Linked DNA regions of Homo sapiens: region 2 is linked to region 1. A link is a loop called in an ENCODE intact Hi-C map of the cell type or tissue named here. Cell type or tissue: endothelial cell of umbilical vein. All regions are shown on one strand. Each heading gives the region's core, and the rest is flanking DNA. Links, peaks and the distances in the headings are about the cores only.

Region 1 (7,755 bases), core at 1,529-5,528:
TTCACAAAAATTATTGAATGACAGAACCCAAGTCCCACAAAATAGCAACTATGATTCCTTTTATATGCACTTGTAGAACCAAGCTAGGGTGATATTATAGAAATCAGAGCAGTGTTTGCCTCAGGGGTGGGGAAGAACTAATTGGAAAGAGGCACATGGCAACTTAGTGAAATAATGAAAAACAGCTACGTCTCTGTTGGAGTGGTGGTGACACATGTGACTACATTTGTTAAAACCCATCAAGCTGTTCATGTAAAACCTGTGCCTTTTGTTGGTCAATTATACCTCGATTTTTAAAAAAAAATAACAAAAAATTTTACCCTACCTTGTATATCCATATGTACTGGATATCTTTTAAAAACTAAGAAATATAAATGTTACAGTTAGGCCTCCCTTCTCTCTTCTCTGTCATCCCCAATATTGTAATTGTCTTTTGAGGTGAATGTTTTACTACTGGTTCTTTACCCATTTTAAGCACCAAAACTTATTTCAAATTTAGTACTTTTCCTAAAATTGTTCAGGAGTGCTTACTTTTTAAAACAGAATTCACGCATCTTTTTGTATAAATTATTTTAATCATCATAAGCATCAATTAATGTACCCTGATGTAATACAGGGCTGTCATGAGAGACATGTGTGCTAAAAGGGGCCATTCATTGTTCCTAAACCTAGAGCTCCCACACTTAGTTTTGTTTTTTGTTTTGTTTTGTTTTGTTGTGGTGGTGGTTGTTGTTTTGAGACAGAGTTTTTTGATCATCGCTCAGGCGGGAGTACGATGGTGCAATCTGGGCTCACTGCAACCTCTGCCTCCCAGGTTTAAGCAATTCTCCTGCCTCAGCCTCCCAAGTAGCTGGGATTACAGGTACCCGCCACCATGCCCAGCTTATTTTTGTATTTTTAGTAGAGATGGGGTTTCACCATATTAACCAGGCTGGTCCCGAACTCCTGACCTCAAGTGATCCGCTCCCCTCAGCCTCCCAAAGTGCTGGGATTACAGGTGTGAGCCACCACACATGGCCATTAGTTTTGTTTTATTCCTATCTGCCCTTCTTGTTTACTATTAGCCTGCCTCTTCTCTCACTGCCAGATGCCTACTATATTTTTGTTTTCTTATTTGCAGCTAGAATCATTACGTGGACTCAGGTGTAACTTCTGCAGACAGACATTCCCTGATCAACCTACCCAGGGCTGTTTCTAGCTACTCACACATCATCCTGTTTCTTTATTACCACATTGTAATTTCATGTTGTTTTGTTTTTCAAACTCATGTACTGTTTGCCTACCCTCAAAAGCATTTGTATTCTATGGATGCACAGACCTCATCAGTCTCACATACCATTAAATGGTTAGCAACTTAAAAGAGTGTCTGGCACAAAATACGTGCTTAGGAAAGTCCTGCGGATGGGTGATGAAGTGTCTGGGGGACAAATGAATAATGAATGGCTGGGGAAATCACTGGCTTGAGAATCAGACAACCGAGTCTAAATCTCCCACTTTCAGACCTGGGGCTTGGACTCAGCTATAGTTGCCTTGCCTGCTATGATAGGAAAAACAGCTTTCGCCATATATTACTGTTGTGAGGACTGAATGGCATTCACGTCCTCTTTAGGGTAAAAGACTGAGAATGAAGCCTAGTCAAATTGTGTGTAAAGCAAGAAAAAGCAGATCCTGAACAAGATTCTACCTGTAAAGGATATACGCTTTAGTGTCTGTCCTTCTTATGCAGAGCTTCACTGCTCAGGTCTTTCACATGTAACACCTCTATCTATGTATCTGTTAATTATCTACTAGTTATTTTATAATCATTACATTATAATTATCTTTATCTTTTTACTTACCTAATAGCTAGATTAGTAAAATGCCCTTTCTTCAAGTGAAGTGCTTATTAAAGCCAAATCAAGAACCACCTCCCTACCTCTTACTTCTTTAGAAATTGTTTAAAATACTGTTTACTCCTCTCTAGATTTGAGAAGCAAATAAGGACAGAATATAGAGGGACATTAAAGTTTAAAAGGATACAATTCACAATAAAAGACTCAAGAGTAAAGCCTACAAGTAACTTAAAAAGCAAGATGGTGTAGAGTTCAAATAAGTATTTGGTTTATGTAGTATCTGCCAAATTAGGTAAATGAAAATTATTCATATAATTACCCAAATATGTGAACAGCATAGAGCTAAAGTTAATCCAATTAGAGAAACACACAGAAGAATTTATTACAATTAGATTCTCAAAGTAGGTAGATGACCTTTAACAACTTCTGTCCTAACAGATATTAAACAGTATGACAGCAGTCTGGGCACATCTCTTAGGACTTAAACACACTGAATAACAAGTCAAGAAAACCGCATAGCTAGCTCAATAAAAAGCTGAGCAAAAAACTAAACAAACACAAAAAATGAATACCTTTCCTCCCAAAATGCTCTGTAGGCATGGATAAGATACAGTGACGAGATCATCTAAATGTCCCTATATACAGGGAAACTGAAGATGACATTTTATCCAAAACCTTTTAAGCAAAACTTTTAATCCTTCCTTGTGAAATATTTTCTACATTTTTATATAATTATATGCATACATATATATTACATGTATGTTATATATATAACTATCTATCCATGTATCTATCTATAAAATGTGTATGTATAAAATTTGGCAGATAAGTCCTAAAACAATTGCCATATGCTTTTCCCATCATTTTCTGTATTGTGTGGATTTCTGAGAGAATTATAATCTTTTGGAAAACAAAACAAAAATAATTATATTTTTAATGAAAACACATTTAATGTAGTTTTGAGTCAATAGTGTTAAGAATAGGTATATATGTAGCCGGGTGTTTTTCTTTGTTTTGATTTTGGGAGTTTGGGTTTTTGTTTTTTGAGTTGCTCAGTAGTAAATGATAATTAAAGAACTGTGTGACTGTCCATTTTAATGACTGTGTTTTAGATATCCAGACTTTCTCTTCCATGCTGTCTTTAAGAATAAAGGGACAAGAAAGCTTTAAAATTGGGTTTTAATCTACTTAATGCCACAAGTAGATGAAGAAGAGCCACTGGCCTTGTATACATTTACAAAAGATCTCATAGCTCCATCTAGCTCCAGATGAGGGAATTTAGAAAATAATGCAGAATTACACCCAACAGGACTACCAACACATAAAAGGGAAATCAGGAAGAGTCAAAATGAAACTATTATGCAAGCAGTGAGTTTGTAAGTGCAGGAAATTTGTCAATTAACACTGATTAAAAAGAATATTCATTAGTTAATTGACAGTTGATTTTCTAAGGAAAAAAATCATTCATATCATTATTATTTACTTTTCTAGCACTTCAAGTTTAAAAAATACAAAACATAACGTGAGAAGGGATTAGAATTGAACTTTTTTCCCCCCATTGAAAATGTTATTCTGTCTCATACATTGTTCTAAGTGTTCTGAATTCTGCCTTGAGCTCAGGAAAACAAAGAGGAAGCTACTTCTAAAGTTAAAATTGAAGGATAGATCAGGATATGATGCAGAAATATGACATGATTAGTATTTTTTATTCAAACAATAGAGTCTGTTGAGTTGTTTATAGTCTATAATAAATCAAAGGGAAATTCACACAAAGTCCCCAAAAGGGGGTTATTTAAAAAGAGAATTACAATTCATGAACAGTCTACAAATATCTCTGTAATGTAAAAACACAAAAATATGCAGTAAAATACTAAACAATTAATGTGAATACAGCTAGGAAAATAACTTTGGGCCTAAAATTAAAGAGAGCCAGGAAGAACATCTAAAGTCATTACTGCAAACTGCATTTCCCTAAACTTTAATGTCCCAATATATGATATATGTATGTATGATTATATATTAAAACATAAGGAGTTGCAGTTTGGATTTGATGATACAAAATTAAAAAGCATAAATCTTTTATTATGTTTTAAAAATATTTTCAAACAATTTAAAATGTCTTAATAATAGGCAATCCCACATTTCTCTAAATATAATTTGTTGCTGAGGATCTCAAAACAAACATCAAAATCCCTGAAACCAAAAACAAATGGGTATTTAAGCAAATTTAACTAGTTTCCAAATAAAATATTCAAAAGACACAAAGGAAACATTATGTGCACCTCTTTCTTCACTTTAAAAAACCAGCTCATTTTTGTGTATTATTTTTATTCAACTGAAATGCAACAAAACTTCCAAGTTAATTTCACAGAGCTTAAAAGAAAATATTTAATTATTTGCTCTTCTTGCAAACTCTTCAACATGTGTCCTCATCTTCCTATTTTACTTAGCAAAGTGATCAGATGACCTTAATCAACCAGGACAGCTCTGGCTTGAAACGCTTACCCCGAGCATTTCATTCTCCTCCATCTTTGAGATAGAGACATGACCACCTATTTCCTGGCTTGTCAAGAGTATTAAATCCCTAGCAGAAGGATAGAGCTTCACTATCGGTGTCTCCTCTTGCTCACAATGCCAAAACCTAGCATGCAAACAGAGCACAGGCATTTGATAGGGACTCTTAGCAACTTTCAAATTAATTAACATCATTTTTTTAACTTCAGCTAGGGATATTCTGAATTATAGTTACAGTAAGAGGTATTCTGGTAGTTATCCAATTAATTGTCATGCTCAGCACTTTATTTGGCTTGAAGCCTGACAGCATACTTAAGTTTACTGGCTTCTCAATCTAAGGGGACTTTCTCTACCACCCCATCCAAAATGCTTATATTGGGGGCCTTGGAAAAGGGCAAGAAAGAGAGAGACAGAGAAATGGAGGGCGAAGAGGGTGTTATCCAGAGAAAACAAATACCTGTTTCACTAGTATGCATAGGCAGGTCTGGAAGAGGGTAGAAAGGAGGAATCAGTGTCCTCTGCAACCTGTTCTCACAGTAGGTACAGCCCTATCAGAAAACACTATGCTGACCAGTGGCTGAGGTAACAGAAAACTGGTAATTGACTGGATATCACTCACCTGCAGCCATTGTGAAAACAAGGATATTCTGACATTTAATTATAAACAAAACATTAAAAACACCAGACACATATCTTTAAAACAATTCCAAAACACTTGAGGAGAGCAAGGCAGGAATATCAAAAAGTTAAGGGTAGAGATGAGACTGAATACCCACATTTTTTTTTCCTGTTTTCAGTATTCTTTGATCCTAGATAAGAAAAATATTCATTACCTCCATGTCTCAGCCCAATGTAACAAGACTGCATAAAAAGAATCACAGCCAACAAAAATAAACTGTCTACATTAAAAGGAAAACCTCATACTGCATCAAAGAAGTCATTGAAATATTTTGTTTCCTTAGGTTCCTAGGTATTCCTAAATATAATCTCGGTAAAGATAAACAAATACAATCTTCAGGCTCTAATTTTAGATTTGGCAAAACCCAGAAATTGTCAGTGGTCTAATAAGCTAAATATTTCTTTTTTACATGAAAGATCATCAGAGGCATCTTAGAAAGATCAGAAGCACAATCCTACTTGTAACTCTATGCTTGTCAAAGTTTGATTATGAATCACTCGTATCAAAATCCCCTGGGCTGCTAGGCAAGGAGGAGCGAAAGAACAGTCCTGGGCCCCACTCCAGAATTTCTAAATGTGAATCTTTTAACATGTTCTTCAAGTGGATTCCACACATAAGTTTGAGAAACTGTGAAATGAACCAAGAAGACCAAAAAGACCCATCCCTAATAGGGCTACAAAGCCCCATAAAAATCATACATATAATACCTCCTTGCTTTCACAAATCACATCTGATCTGTATAAAGTAGATAATTGATAGCAACAAAAACCTTTAAAAGGAAAAAATACATCAACCTCAAACAGCCTACAAAGTTGTATTAGACACAGGTCAGATACAGGGAATATCTCATTTTACCTTTTAAATACATGTAACTTCATGTATTTCAGAGGTAGTTGGACGGATAAGTATAACACCTGATTCCCTGTTGTTGGCTTTTAAGTACAAATTGTCAGTCACCAAAGTTGCATGCTCTTTCTACCTAATTGCCATTGCATGGGATCTCCACCACAAATGCAGAGTCCAGACAGATCGTCTCAACTTAACTAGTCCCACTCAATCCTGCCTCATGCAATCCTCCCCAGCTCAACAGATTAAGAAACTCTAAGTTTTGAACTTAAATATACTACATTCGTGACCTATCTAAATCTAAAGTATTTATGACAACGACAGTAAAAAGTGATATTGATGTGTAATTCACTAAAAGTAGAGTTCCTCCCATGAAGTTGTTACAGTAGCAGAGCTTGATCAGGGTATTTAAAAGGAAACTCAAATTCTCCGGGTTTCACGGTCTTCCTCATCTGAAATACTGGTGATAGTGGAGGAAGACTGGATAATTTCTAAAATTTTTCTAGTTTTAAAATTCTACAACTAAGGCATGGGTGTGGATAATTTTTAAACCTCATATATTATGTACAACATCCTTCTACTATAGTTCCACTACTTATGGGTACTGGGAACATATGTAAATTATATAAGCTTTATGAATCAGTCCTTAATTTATAAAATAAAGATAATGGCACTAATATTAACCTAGTGGAATTGTGGTGAAGGTTAAATAAAATAAAGATTTAAAAGTACAGCACACTATCTTTGGCTCATAATAAATCCTCAATAACAAATAACAGGCATCAAAATATCTCAGATTCACTGACAGTTAAGCACAGTCCCTATCTATTTATAGAGCCCAGACTGGCCATGACTTACTTTGTAGAGACCTGTATGAAGTCATTCACATAGACCCTTCACCACCCCAGAAGTGAGATATACAGATATCTTTCACAATGTTCAATGCCCTAAGCAGGATGGCACCTAGGATGTTTCTCTCAGGGAACACTCACAGTCCCTCAGACCCTGCTCCATCAATCTCTGAGATCTAGTCCATAAGGATTCCTTGCCAGCCCAAGACACTGCTTCCTCTCCCATACTTTTTACAGTAGAAGGTGTAGGTTAGTCAGTTTCAATATTTCAAACACTTCCCATTTGGCTCATATCAACAGTTAAAGAACAGTTAAAGATTAACAGGCAGCGATGGGATTTAGTTATTATTATTATTTTTTTAACAACCAAATAACACCCATTCAAAACAGAGAAATGTCTGCTAAATACATCGCCGGAAAGAGAAAGAAGCTATATGAAATGAAGTGGCAAAACACATAAAATGGTCAGGGATTTCTCTTTCACTACTGTTATCAAATTTCAAAATTAAAAAGTCAATAGGGGTATAATATTTATTCAAGGGACACAAAGCACATGGAACAATGCTCAAAGGTGCATTTTAAAGACCTTCAAACAAGTTAAGGGAGCTGAAGTTATAAGATAATAAAAATACTATATACAGCCCATTAAGCATGTTGTAATGGTGCTCGGGGATGATGCAGTCATGTTTTGCAAAAAGTTATTTTCACCCATTTCCCTGAGAGGAAATTCATTCCAACCCAGATATTCTCAGACTGGAAGACACAACAATGCAGAAATATATGTAGCCACCAACGCAGACCTTGAGCACTAATTTGAGAATTGAAGGTGTTGAGAGGTATAACAAACCAGAAAGAATTATCAAGCTGAAAAGCTGTTTTCTGCTTTGTTTTGTTTTGTTTTATGCCTAAATCACTCAGATTTGTTAGGGCTAAAAACTCAAAAGCTAATTAGGTCAAAAGTTCAGGCTTTCAATATTTTGCATTTGTATTCCTGAAAAAAAAAATCAACAAATGCTTTACCAAGTGGTAGGAA
Region 2 (7,755 bases), core at 1,538-5,537, 800 kb before region 1:
GTGTCAAAAATCGGGTTTGTGATCAAAAACACTGAGCTGACTAGATAACAGCTAATTAGCGAAGCTGAGATTCCTGGCCACATCACTGACTCACCTAGGATGTTTCATGTCATTATCCTTAGTTGTAAAATAATACTAGATAATCCACTCCACATTCCATTCCTTTGACGGGAAGGGATGTGGGGGAACATGAAACAGGTTGGTAAATGATGCTAAGAGAAAGCTGTTACCAAGCCACACCCCTGTGGAAAGTTAAGTGTTCCCAGCTAGACAGTCCCAAACCTTAGGGTATATCAGCATCACCTGGAGGAAGTGTTAAAAATTCTGATTCCTGGGAACCATTTTCCTGCAGGTGAAATTCCTTGGGTCTGGAGTGGTCTTTGGGAATCTGTATTTTTAACACACATCTTAGGTGATTCTGATGCAAAGCCTCCACAGACCAGTAGTTGGGAACTTCTGATCTGATGTGTTCTATTTACACACAGCCTTCCATAAATGCTCTTCCGTTGAAGGAAACCTGGACAAGCATTCCTTCACATTTCCTCTCTGGGTACTTTTCAATATGGGGCAGATGTTTCAGGTTTCTTGGAAAAACCACCAAGAACAAGTTCTCGAAAATGCTGCAGTGGTGGAATTCCCAGATTTACCTGTGACCTTTAGCAGCAACTGCAGAGAGCCAATTTGAAAACACCAAAAGCCTCGCCTCATGCAGGCAGGAGCTTTGCAGGGACATGTTCAAAGTAGCGGCTGATGGGTTTATGAGCTGGAGCCAGACCTTTCATCACCAGCCCACTCAACCATTGGTGGTTACTAGAGGTTCGTTTCAGGTATGCTTTTCCATCTGTGTTCATCCCACTGTACTTACGAAATGTTCATGGATGCATGACTATGCCAGAGGTATGCGAGCAAGACAGAGATTTAGGTCTTGCCTCTCGGGAACACAGGATCTAAAAGCTCCAGAAGTTTCATGCTTCCACAATAGATATCACGTGTCACATGGTGCTTCCCCTTATCGGAGCCCTAACATCAATAAGCTCTCACCCTGAAAAGGAAAGATCTAAGGCATAATTGCATCTTAATCTGTAATTTAACACACTGCCCTAGTTAAGGTTTAGCTACATCTGTCTCAGAAGCAAAGCTTCAGTTAAAATGGAATAGGTCCTAATTTATTATTCTCTCTTTTGTTTGATGTCAAAGTCCAGGTTTCTGGTCACTAAGGGTTTTTTTTTTTTTCTTACTCGCCTTTTAAACAATCAACTTTTTTTTTTTCCAGCACACTTGAATATTGCCCAGTAGTTTCTATTTGACATTTCTATTCTAAATTGATATTTCTAGTATATTCTATTTGGTGGGTTTCTGGAATCCTTACAGATTTCCATAAAGTATTGAAATCTCCTTCACTCCATACTGGGTGTATATCTCATTTCTTCCTCAGACACAAACACTGGATCTGGTAGGAGGGGCCCTTATGAAACAAAATTTAAAAAGCAGCAGCAAAATGTGCAAAATTCATTCAGACCTCCCTGGAATCCTTGGAAAAAGAACCTAAAGAAGCCCTATTGCTTCTTCCAGTCTGCCTGGCTTTAGCATGAGTCTGATCTTCCTATGCTACATTAATTTTTCTACCTTTGAGGCAATAAGCGTATCAAAAAGACCCAGTCAACCCTCTCCCTTAAAACAGCACTCTCCATTAAATCTTCTGCAAGGACGGTGGTCTCTGTGCTGTTCACATGGCTACTGCGCACTGGAAATGTGGCTAGTGTGAGTGAGTCACTGAACTGTAGGTTGTATTTAATTTTATTCATTTAAATGTAAATTGCCGCATGTGCTTACCAGCTACCATGTTGGACAACTCAGCCTCAGAATCAAAAGACCAGAGCTGAATAATTCCCATAGAAACCCATAGAAATTCACACCCTTATCAATCTCTGTGGTTACCATACTTGTTTGCCAAGAAAGGAACCCCAGTATCAGCAGAAGTTCTGATTACCAAGGCAGCATTTGAAAATGCTCACTGTCTGTTTGGTTAAGGAAGAGAAGAGCTAGCTTATATTCATATTATTGTCTATCATCCCATGTTCTTTCTACGCTCTCTTGGATGACTTTCCCAGAGCACTCACCAGGAGTCAGGGTCTTTATGATGCTCTCCCAGCTTCGGGCCTCAACTCCACTCGTCAGTGGAGACCACCGCGGAGAAGCAGGTGGGGGCAGCAGAAGCCTTGAGGACAGGGCAGCTGGACCTTCAGTCTCTACTTGGGTGTCCTTGAAAATTCTGTTAACCAATTTGGAACCACTTTTCTCACCTACAGAATGATGGGTTGACTTGAATGATTTTTAACCTTATCTGGTTTTGAGTTTTGGCTATGACTCTTTCCTGATCGCATTCTCACTCGTGGATTTAAAACAGGCTTTAGTCTGAATTCTGTAGGCCAACCTAAGCAAGTTGAAATTAATGCTCTTTTATCCTTAAACTGTTAATGCATGGATGGGGCTTCAATGGATATTCCATCATCATAGTATTTGCATTGGGTACTTTTCCCAAACAGCGAGTGCTAATGAGTATGTCAGGCATCTTGGCAGGGCTTTTTGAGGAGATATTTTTCAACAAGGCTTTTTCTAGCCTATCATAAAAAATACAGATTCCACTTGGCAATCACAACCAAAGGCCAAGAATGTATTTGTAACGTCATAGCACTTATAGGTTATGCAATTGGATATTTTAGGGCTACGATATGAAATTTTTAATCATTCAGAAATATTTTGAAGAGAAAATTCCCATTCTCTTACTAAATTCATAGATGAATTTTCTTGGAAACTTGAATCTTCCACCCACTAGTGCACATTACCTTGCCTTCATTCACATGCATATGTACCCTATCAAATCCCCCACAGATTTGTAAGGGATTTTTTTATTGTTGCTATTGCTGTTTTCAAATTTGTAACCTGTGACTTATGGTGCCTTAATTAGACATCTACATGTCAGGTGATTGTTACATTATGATGGCAATAGCTGCTAATTTGAGCGTGAAAGTCTTGATGGAAAGGCAGTAGTCAGGGAGCTGACCTTTTGCTATTGAGGAGACTCCAGGGTGGGTTAATTCACACCCACCATAGTCATTAGTTCCCACTCTCCTCCGTCATATTTACTCCTACATAGTTTACTGAGCTGCCAATCAACCCTTAGTATCTGGATGAGCACACTGATGGGGAGGGGGCTGGCATGGCGCTTGCTTTCCTGCTGCAACCAAGAAATCATTTATAGAGGCAGTCTCTTTTTCAGTCTCCAGACTCAGATACTATTTATTTATTTCAAAATTAAATAAAAAAGAAAATAAGTAGTACACATCTTTTAAAAATTCAAATTACACGAAAAAGTATCCTGTACAAACTTCACACCTGTCCCTTAGTTTTCCAGTTCACTTCTTCCCCATTGATGCAGGTTTTGCATATTCTTCCAGAGATATTGAGACGATATGGCAAAGTTAAAAGCAAAGACACATTTTATGTTTCTCTCTAACTTTCCTTCTCTAGCTCTTTGCCTCCCTCTTTCCTCTAGTCCAAAGCAGTAATGATCTTGAAAACCATTAGGGGGCAGCTGTGACCAGAAAAGGAAACAACAAGCAGAAACGAGGAACTAAAATCCTAGAGGAAGAGAGATGCAAAAGGAAATGAAAGGAATGCTAAGCAGAGAGACCAGCCAAAGAGAAAAATGGAAAAAAGAGGAAGACGAAGAAAGAAAGAAACACAAGCATTATAAAACAAAAGGAAATGGAGAGCGAGGTGATGATATTAAAAAGCTAAAGGCAGCGTGTGTGTTAGGGGAGGGATAGCTTATGAAGGCCAGGGATTATCTGAGGTTTTGTTTTGTTTTGGTTTGATTTGTTTTTTTTTAAAGCAAACCTGTGGAACCCGATTGACTCAATGTTAGCAGAAAGTAGGAAGTTATCTTTTTCAGAACTGGAAGGCATTTATTGTGCTGGACTTTACATTCTTAGGACATGCTTCAAACTGAAGGGTTCTGAGCACCCTCTGTCCATTTGGGCTTGCGACGTGGCGGGCAGGATGGAGAGGAACAGCCCGCTTCCCTTACATCTTCAGAGTGCTTAGAAATGCTTTCAGGCCTCAGCAAGACAGCAAAATTAACCTGAATATAAAGGTGTAATTCTATTTCTCAGGGCAGCAGAGCTAAAAAACGAAGGAAGGGGCTTCTTTTGAAGCCGATGCGATAATCAAAGTGCTTTCAGGTGTACTTCGGGCATACCTCCCCTGGTTTCAGCAGGCTAACTTCATTAAAGCGCCTAGCTACTGCTTTAATGTTTTCTAGGCTTTCCCCCAGGGTACATTAAGCAGAAACAAGCTCTCATGGGAGCTTGTTCCCTGATGTTTTGCATTGTGGATGGAATGCAGGGGCAACATTTATGCTGGAATAATATTAAATGGGAAATCGTTTCTAGAGCACAATAAATATGATCACTTTCAGCTAGTAACCTCTTCTCTCTTTCTAATCCAAACTTTCCCTCCCCACCTTTAAAAAAGTGACAACAATTTTAGGAAACTCTGGTCTAGAGTCACCAGATAAAGCATGGACCATATGCCTCCATTTATTATTTGCTGAATCTGATTCAGAAGGTAGAATACTCCCCAAGCTGCCCCAAACTCTATGCCCAATGCTACTCATCAAAATTCAGTGAAAACTTTTATTTTAGGATCAAAGGCACCAGCTCTTGGTCACATTTGTTAGACTCATATATTTACTGAAGATCCAAGATGGGTAGAGTCTACTTTGGGTATGCTGGGGTTATAAAGAAAAAGCCTGGGGTGCACCTGCCCTAAGGAACCCTTAAGTCCTGGGCCAGATCAAACTGGGGCTTTCTCCAGTGGCCATTAGAGTTTTGATGAATTACGGTAAATTGCAATTTGACCTATTTTGAACAGTGGTCATTTTCCAGAATGTGAGGTTTCTCCTGTAGCTTAAAGTGAGAAGCTGTCTCTAATCCCACCTCTCTCTCTCTCATTCCCTTTTTCTGTGACATGGATTCCCAGAGTTGAGTTTCTAAACTGTTTTAAAATTCATACTGGAAACTTGTCCAAACAAAAATCTCTGACCAGAAGCAATTTGCTTCCCTTTAAAAAGTACCCTAAAGTTAAATTACATATTTACTTGACTTTGTGTTTCTTTGCTAGAATTTGGCAAGGATCTAGGATGTGAAAACATTTCCCATTTGATTTCTCATTTCATTTGATTATAACTTAGAAGGAATAAATGTAATTTTTGACCTTTCAACACACCTGGAAGTATGTGTTCCTCTTGCTGTATTTGACTGACAGTATTCTCATAAATAGTGTGGCTTCTCCAACACTGAGCTCCCTTACTCCTTAGAAAATGGAAGAGTTGGCTAGGCGCCATGGCTCATGCCTGTAATCCCAGCACTTTGGGAGGCTGAGGTGGCAGATCACTTGAGGTCAGGAGTTTGAGACCAGCCTGGTCAAGATGGCGAAACCCCAACTCTACTAAAAATACAAAAATTAGCCAGGCGTGGTGGCAGGTGCCTGTAATCCCAGCTACTGAGGAGGCTGAGACAGGAGAATCACTTGAACCCAGGAGGCGGAGGTTGCAGTAAGCCGAGATCGTGCCACTGTACTCCAGCCTGGGTGACACAGCAAGACTCTATCTCAAAAAAAAAAAAAAAGAAAAAAGAAAATGAAAGAGTTACACTTTAGGGGAGAGGAGTATTCTGGGGCAAGTCAACTTAATAATATTATTAGACTAAAAATATAAGACAACATATCATAGGGAACTCATGGCCCTCAACAGGGGTCAAGAGACCTAGACTCCGGTTCTGGCTTTTGTGTTGATGCTGTGTGCGCCTTGGCTACATCGTTTCATCTTCTTTTTCCTCCCTCATAAAAGGCAGGTTGTTATTCCACAGCAATGACCCTACCAAACTATTCAATCGAATCTACACTTGATAGAAAGCAGGGTCGAATCTACAGCCCTCCTTGTTAAAAAAAAAAAAATGTATGGAACATATGCTATATGCCAAGCTCTGCATGAGTGGAATAACAGCCAGTACATCTGTGAAGGTGGCTGTTCTCAGGAGCTTCACTTCCTTAAGGGAGAGACAGATAACACTCAGGACAGCAATGAGCAGGATCATTTCAGATGGTGATAATGAGTTCTAAGAAGAAAATAAGATAATGTGATAGACCAGGAAACCAGCAGTCAGGAAATCTGGTTTAGCCCTTCCACTAACCAAGGCTCTAATGTAAGCAAGTAACCTGGCTCAGGCTCAATCTCATCTTTAAGATAAGGGGTCATGCTGTTGTGTCACATTAGTGTTTTTCAGAGTTCAGACTGCCATTCGTTAATGGGTTATAAAACCAATTTAGAGAATTGTGATCAGCATTTTTAATGTAATAAATCAGAATAAGAGTATGTATTGTTTCATGAAACTGGTTTGTACATACATATATATATCCATACATATATAATATGTATATAAAAGGATATATATATGTAAAATATACATATAAACATACACAACTGTTCTGGGTCCCATGTAAAATATACTTTTGTGTGTATGAGTTGTCATAGATTAGATGACCTCTAAAATATTTTTAAGCTTTCCAACTCTGATTCTATTAAATTTTTATAGCAAGGGCCTAATGTAGCATAGTTTTTATTTGATTTTACTTATCATTAAATAAATGGTAGTATTGCTCTCATCAGAGAATTGCCGTGTTTAACTCAGTTTCAGGTACATGATTGGTGCTTGATAAATGTTTTTTGAATTAATGGAAATGAGATTTATACACTAGGTCTTAAAATAAATACAGCAACCTGATACGAATCACCAAAAAACTTACCAGTCAATGCATCAGAATAATTTACTATATCTTCCTAAATGCCAGCCATATAAACCAAATTCAAAACTTTATTGCCCTTTCTTTTTGTGATACTAGGAAAAGCCTTTCCTTAGAATTCTCAGAAACTCTGTTAATATTAAAAGAAAAAAAATAAGAGCTTAAAATATTCTTCCCCAAGAAAGGCAAACTGCTTTTTTCTTACTTATAACTGTAATTCAATAAACCTCTAGACTGTTTAAAGAAATAAAAGAATTAGTGCAGAAATTTTTCTATTTCTTTTCCTTGAGGACCCAGATAATTCTGCCTCCCTAAAAATTCCCCTGACCTTGCGAGTTTTAATTTCTTAAGCCACCTTTTTTTAGCATGCCAGTAATTTTACTTTAATGCAGACTTGTTCCTTAGTTACGGCTTAAGTAGTAGGCTTCTCAGTCTCAAAATTATTTTTTTAATTATACATTTGATTAGAGAATAGATGACCCAAGTCTTCCATCCTTCCTTTCCAGGAAGCCTTGTTGACATCCATTGGGATGGGAGAACCAGACCAAGGAGATCCCACTGAGGAATCAATGATACATCATCCTTAAGAAAGAAATGAGTAAATGGACCGTGCTCAGTGCCCAATGCACATTCCTATGAGTTAACTTTCAAGTGTATTTCCTTAATTGCCTGAAAACACATGGTCAGGCAAATTGACTTAGAGTTTAGCAGCGCTATACCCAATCTTCTAAATCCATTCCCTCCCACCTTCCCCAATGGGGCAGACACATGTATACGAAGAAGCAGCATCAGTAAACCGGCACCCTAGATGAAAGGCAACTGCTCATCCAGAAGGCACCAATAACACAGTCATGTTTCCATTAAGGGGCACCTTGGCTTATGCAAAACTGT

What was found. A loop is a pair of places that touch in the nucleus more often than their neighbours do. Peaks named below come from ENCODE experiments on the same cell type or tissue, not always from the same donor. Only the 100,000 strongest peaks of a DNase experiment are listed, where the experiment ranks them.
Region 2: it touches region 1 in a loop (12-fold over the local background); 62 of 110 quality-filtered maps call a loop at or near these places.

What each region holds. Positions count from the first base shown.
Region 1 is chr2:204,867,125-204,874,879 of GRCh38, reverse strand. All of the region lies in intron 2 of PARD3B (par-3 family cell polarity regulator beta), which reads right to left. Among named protein-coding and RNA genes, the nearest start is that of PARD3B, 330 kb to the right of the region's middle. In endothelial cell of umbilical vein, for the core only: no CTCF peak of the experiment used is centred there; DNase peaks (open chromatin) are centred at 3,099, 3,479 and 5,379; H3K27ac peaks cover 1,081 bases.
Region 2 is chr2:205,671,945-205,679,699 of GRCh38, reverse strand. No RefSeq gene overlaps it. Among named protein-coding and RNA genes, the nearest start is that of NRP2, 6.7 kb to the left of the region's middle. RefSeq lists an enhancer at 86-1,285. In endothelial cell of umbilical vein, for the core only: a CTCF peak has its summit at 3,595 (motif pointing right); a DNase peak (open chromatin) is centred at 3,609.